Regions from separate parts of the Homo sapiens genome. Here region 2 is linked to region 1. The links are chromatin loops, found by intact Hi-C in ENCODE. Cell type or tissue: PC-9. All regions are shown on one strand. Each heading gives the region's core, and the rest is flanking DNA. Links, peaks and the distances in the headings are about the cores only. Region 1 overlaps PTPRM (protein tyrosine phosphatase receptor type M). Region 2 has its middle 150 kb from the start of PTPRM.

What was found. Peaks named below come from ENCODE experiments on the same cell type or tissue, not always from the same donor. Only the 100,000 strongest peaks of a DNase experiment are listed, where the experiment ranks them.
Region 2: it touches region 1 in a loop (5-fold over the local background); 1 of 110 quality-filtered maps calls a loop at or near these places.

The regions. Positions count from the first base shown.
Region 1 is chr18:7,625,666-7,628,577 of GRCh38, reverse strand. All of the region lies in intron 1 of PTPRM (protein tyrosine phosphatase receptor type M), which reads right to left. Among named protein-coding and RNA genes, the nearest start is that of PTPRM, 60 kb to the right of the region's middle. In PC-9, for the core only: a CTCF peak has its summit at 1,607; a DNase peak (open chromatin) is centred at 1,497; H3K4me3 peaks cover 665 bases; H3K27ac peaks cover 1,929 bases.
Region 2 is chr18:7,416,840-7,419,751 of GRCh38, reverse strand. No RefSeq gene overlaps it. Among named protein-coding and RNA genes, the nearest start is that of PTPRM, 150 kb to the left of the region's middle. In PC-9, for the core only: no CTCF peak of the experiment used is centred there; a DNase peak (open chromatin) is centred at 1,801.

The DNA of each region.
Region 1 (2,912 bases), core at 149-2,648:
CATTCTTGAAGTGACTCTTAAAATGCCAACTAATGGTTTTAACAGATTATATGATCTTTTAAATATCTAATTCTTTTAAGAAAAATGGCAAAAGACAAACGATTTACAATCACGTTTTTGTATGATAGCTGCAATTTTCAGAAAGTTATCGTTTTAAACTTTCATTTGAAAGACAGTAACTACTTTGCAACAACAATACACTAGGGAATAACAGAAATACATTAGTTGCATTAATTTTAAGTAGAATCATTAAGCTACTTATCTTTTTTTGTTTCTGGATTATTTTACTGCTTTGATATTAATGTGAAAAATAGTGAATGCTTCAAATGCTTTTAAAAATTCAGTCTGGTATACAGAAATGAATAGTGGTTCACAGAATACATATCCTGTGTGTGTGTGCGTGCATGTGTGTTTGTGTGTGTGTGTGATGGAGTCTCACTCTTGTCACCCAGGTTGGAGTTCAGTGGTGCAATCTCGGCTCACTGCAAGCTCCGCCTCCCAGGTTCACACCACATATTTTTTATATTACTTATTGAAATGGTATCTTTGTCATGTGGCCATCTAAAAATTCTTCAAATTATTTTAGACAAAATAAGGTGGCTTTTTGTTTTCAAATAGACACAGGTAGAGAGCTGCATACATCAGAATCTCCATTTGTGCAGGGCCTCTTATTTGGAATCAATGGAACTCCTTCTGACTCTAGTCACTGTAGCACCGCACAACACCCCATTTCCTAACTAACTGCTACTGTTGATTTCCTTGCTGTCCTTAGAGAGGACCTTCTGTCAGGAAAAATCACCGAGTTAAAGTTCAGCTCTACTCTCCACTACAAAAATTCCCTGTCTGAAATGTTGAAGGAGGCATTTAACATTGGCAAAGCCAAGTACTCAACTCCCATGCCTCTGGTGCCCGCCGAATTTTCTCATCTTCACATTCCCTTAGCACAAGGCCTGCAAAATACTTCCTAAATACTTCCTAGAATGAACCGAGCCTCACCGCAGGTTACTGGGCATTCTGTGTCCCCAAATCTCCCTCCTTCCATGTACCCTAAGGCCCAGAGTCAGGTCCTGAAACATGAGGATAAAGACCTTTACCCCAAAGATGGGTGGTCACTGGGAAGGGCCAGTTCTCTGGGAAGACAGGATCTCATACAAGGGCTGAGGAGGCCAAGAACAGAATGGTTTCAGGACATATGCCTCAGGACAGAGAGGAATAAAATGCTTCCCCGCCTGGCTGCTGGACTAAACCAAGCCTTTGAGGGAGACAGCTATAACCCTGCAAAGGAAAAGGCCCATATCCGGAGGCCCAAAAGGATGGTAACATCTGATAACCAAAAATTGAAAAGGGAAATTGTCCCACCCAGAGTAATGACAGGGTGGCTGGTTGTGCAAGTCAGTGAGGTCAGGAGGTGAGTAGAAATGGCAGGGATGGAAACAACAACTTCCACAGGGGATTCTCATTCCACCAATATTTCAGTGTGAGTCATCCCAGAACCTCGAGAAGAGGAAGGAGACCAGGGAAGTCCCTCTGCTTGGAGGAAGGACACTAAGCCACCTGCAGAGGGGGATAGTGCCGAGGGGAGAGTGAGCTGAGTGTGATGCACTCCCAGGTGCAGGCATGGATTGGATAAACCACGGAATTGTGTCAAAAATCTCCCGACTCCAGCCCCAGCAACAGAGCGAGACCTTGTGTCTACAAAAATTTTAAATTTTTAAAATGTTTACACAGGAGTTCCAGATACTCAGGAGCAGTCCCAGCTAGTCAGGAGGCCAAATTGGGGGGATTACTTGAGCCCTGGAGTTCAAGGTTACAGTGAGCTATTGCACCACTGCACTCCAGCCTGGATGACAGAGTGAGATCCTGTCTCTAAAAATAAATAAATAACCCAGATAACCCCAGTGTACAATCTGCAGCAACATGGGTCAGGCTTAGACCCTGAGCAAGGGGCACTGAAATTGTACACAGGACAACCTCACTGCTAACCTAGCTCTTTGTGAAGCCACCAGCTGTGTGGCTGGGAGAGGGGAGAGGGTCATACCAGCAGAAGTCATCTGTATGCCCCTTCCACTCTCCATACAGGTTCTTCAGGTCACTCATGTCCAGGCTGACAGTTGGAGTCATTAAAGAAGTCCCTGATAGTGGAATTTAGGTCCCTGTGTATGAGATTATGAAATGGAAAATATTCTCTCTGCCTAAACTCTGTCCATCAGGGCTGTACTCTATGGAGTCTGCTAAAGTCCAAAGATCATTAAACCCTTTTAAATGAAGGTGGTGACCACAGTCTTTGCCAAACGCGAGTGCATGTCTCACAGAGGGAAGGGCATTTCCTATGTCATATTACCTGATTGGATGGTATATGGAAATAATCTTGTTTAAAAGCAAGCCTAGAATGAAGTCCTGCTTTGGAGAATTTAGTTCTGAAGACGGGGCTACAGAGCCTTTCCTTTTCCCAGTGAATGTCATCAGAGGAAAAGGTGCTAAAATTACAAGAGCCTAGCATTAGATGCTTTTATGAATGTTAAGGCATTTTAGCCTCACAGTAGGAAGTATTTTCTCTATATTACAGGAAAATGAAGCTGAGAGGCTGAAACGGCTGTTTCAGCTGGATGCCGAGGACCTGGGTTTCAAACCCAGGCTCATGGGCCCCAATGTCACACACTGACCACTAGTAACTGGTCTCACTGCAACTTTGCCAGTTATTGATAGAGACAGAGGAAGTCTATCTTGATGAACAAACCCCCTTGGCCAGGCGCTGTTGCTCACGCCTGTAATCCCAGCACTGTGGGAGGCCGAGGCGGGCGGATCACCTGACATCAGGAGTTCAAGACCAGCCTGGCCAACATGGCAAAACCCAGTCTTTATTAAAAATACAAAAATTAACCGGGCATCATGGCAGGTGCCTGTAATCCCAG
Region 2 (2,912 bases), core at 286-2,785, 210 kb after region 1:
GATACTTCCTGTGGGGTGTGGGTGATTTTGTAATTTCCCAGGTACCATTTCTAGGGATAGATGCTTCTTCCCTCTTTATTCCGCTCTGTTCTATCTTTTTCTCCTTTTTTCCCTCAGTTCCTTTGCCCCCACCTATGCCCTGCCACCACTCTCCCTTTCTCCTTTTGTCCCTCCTTCTCTTCATCAGGTATTTACCAAGTGCCTCCTGCTGGCCCTGCCCTGTGCTAGGGTGTAATGGAGCTTCCAGTCTAACAAAGGAACATAAATTAACCAAATGATCACACAAATTAAAATGTAACCACAAACATGACAACTGCTGAAGGAAGAGATACAGAGAGCTGTACAAGGCCCAAACTGGGGAATCTGCGGAGGTTTTCCTGCGATGCTGCTGTTTGAAGTAAGACCATAAAAATGGGGAGGAATCGGCTGGGTGTGGTGGTGCACGCCTGTAATCCCAGCACTTTGGGAGGCCGAGGCGGGCAGATCACGAGGTCAGGAGATCGAGACAATCCTGGCTAACGTGGTGAAACCCCGTCTCTACTAAAAATACCAAAAGAAATTAGCTGGGCATGGTGGCAGGCGCCTGTAGTCCCAGCTACTCGGGAGGCTGAGGCAGGAGAATGGCGTGAACCCAGGAGGCGGAGCTTGCAGTGAGCTGAGATCACGTCACTGCACTCCAGCCTGGGCAACAGAGTGAGACTCCATCTCAAAAAAAAAAAAAAGAGTGGGGAGGAATCATGTAGGTAAAGAAAGCAGTAGGGGGCTGGGTGCAGTGGCTCACGCCTGTAATCCCAGCACTTTGGGAGGCCGAGGCAGGTGGATCACGAGGTCAGAAGTTCAAGACCACCCTGGTCAAGATGGTGAAATCCCTTCTTTACTAAAAATACAAAAATTAGCTGGGCATGGTGGTGGGTGCCTGTAATCCCAGCTACTCGGGAGGCTGAGGCAGGAGAACTGCTTGAACCCAGGAGGCGGAGGCTGCAGTGAGCTGAGATTGTACCACTGCACTCTAGCCTGGGCAACAGAGCAAGTCTCCGTCTCAAAAACAAAAACAAAAAGAAAAAGAAAAAACAAAAAAAAGCAGTGGGGAAGAGCCCCGTAGGCCGAGACCCCAGCAAGTGAGAAGGACTCAGGCAAGAGGAGGTGAGAGGAGGTGAGGGCCATGGCTGCTGAAAAGAACCTGGGAAGGTAGGCAGCAGGCAAGTCATGCAGGATTCTGAGGCCACATTAAGGATTTTGGTGCAATGCTAAGAGTGACAAGAAAGTACCAAAGGGTTTTATTTGGGGACGGGGGGTTGATTGGATCAGGTTTGTATTTTTAAAGATCACTCTTACTGCTGCATAGGGGAAGGAATTAGGGAAGAGCAAGTGTGGGGGTGAGAGGCCAGTCTGAGGTCCGTGGTAAGGGTCCCGATGGTTTGGTCTGGGTTGATCATAGTGGAAATGGAGAGGAGATGAAGGGTTTGAGTGATATTTCAAATGCAAAGTTAGTATTAGTCCACATTAGACTAGCTATGGGGAAACAGGAGAAAAGGAGATGTCAAAGATGACTCCTAAGTTTCTGGTCTCCTCATAAGTGGATGGGGGGGTCATGTTATTTACTGGCAGAGGCAATTGCAAGAAGATAAACTTGGGGATAGCAGTTTTGGACACATTGAATTTCAGATGCTTTTGAGGCCTCCAAAAAGAGACACAGACTAGAAGATGAGATACCTATGTCTAGGGCAAGAGGAGTGGTCTGGCCTGGGGATACACAATTGTGAGTCACTGGTGCATAGTTGCTGAAGTGAGTCACAGTCGTGTATCCCCAGGCCAGACCAGTCCTCTTGCCCTAGACTGGAGCCCAAAGTATGGGAGAGATTGTTCAGGAGATAAAGTGACACGAGGAGGAGCTTAGCCCGAGAAACTCCTGCATGAACAGTTGGGTGGAGGAAGGCAAGCGTGCAAGGAGACCCAGAAAAAAGTGTGGTATCATGAGGGCCAAAGGGGAGATGGAATGGTCCAGATTGGAAAATGCAGGTGACAGGCCAAGTGAACTGAGGACTCTAAACATCCCTGGATTTATTAGTGTGGAGGTCACTGGGGACCTTGGCAAGCTTTGTAAATGTCACCTCACAAAGATGTATATCAAAAAGATGGACCACTGACAAAAAAAAGTCCAGAGCAGAGACAGAGAGTCTTCAGGTAATTTACTAACAGATATGGTCTATATTGCGACTACCTTTTGACAAAAATAAATAAAAAATAAATTAATGATTAAAATCTGGGGAGATACAACTACAGATTTTTTTGTATAAGATGCTTTTTTTTTTTTATTTTTAAGATGGAGTCTCACTCTGTCGCCAGGCTGGAGTGCAGTGGAACGATCTCAGCTCACTGCAACCTCTGCCTCCCAGGTTTAAGCGATTCTCCTGCCTCAGCCTCCTGAGTAGCTGGGACTACAAGCATGAGCCACCACGCCCAGCTAAGTTTTGTATTTTTAGTAGAGACACGGTTTCACCACGTTGGCCAGGATGGTCTCAATCTCTTGACCTCATGATCTGCCCGCTTTAGCCTCCCGTTGTTTTTTTCTTAACAAAGTCTCTTTAATAGGAGCCCCCAAGTCCAAGGGTCTTGTTGAGAACTGTAGCAGAGTAAGTTCAGCAGTGGCTGTAAACCAAGAAAACACTTATCAAAGGTGCAGGCATAGAAGAGATTCTGGCCGGTGGTTAGTGTTCTTAACCAAAATGATCAAGGTGGCTATGAACCAATTCGATAGCAGTGTGTCTTAACAATGCATACAAGCATGCTCCTAGTGACTTACTTGAGGTTCCTGCCCACAGATACTTTTTCCCTTAAAGCAACTGATGAGGTCTCAAGTCTCTATTTTCAGACAGATGGGATTTTCAGTGAACATTCTTCCCTCATCATTA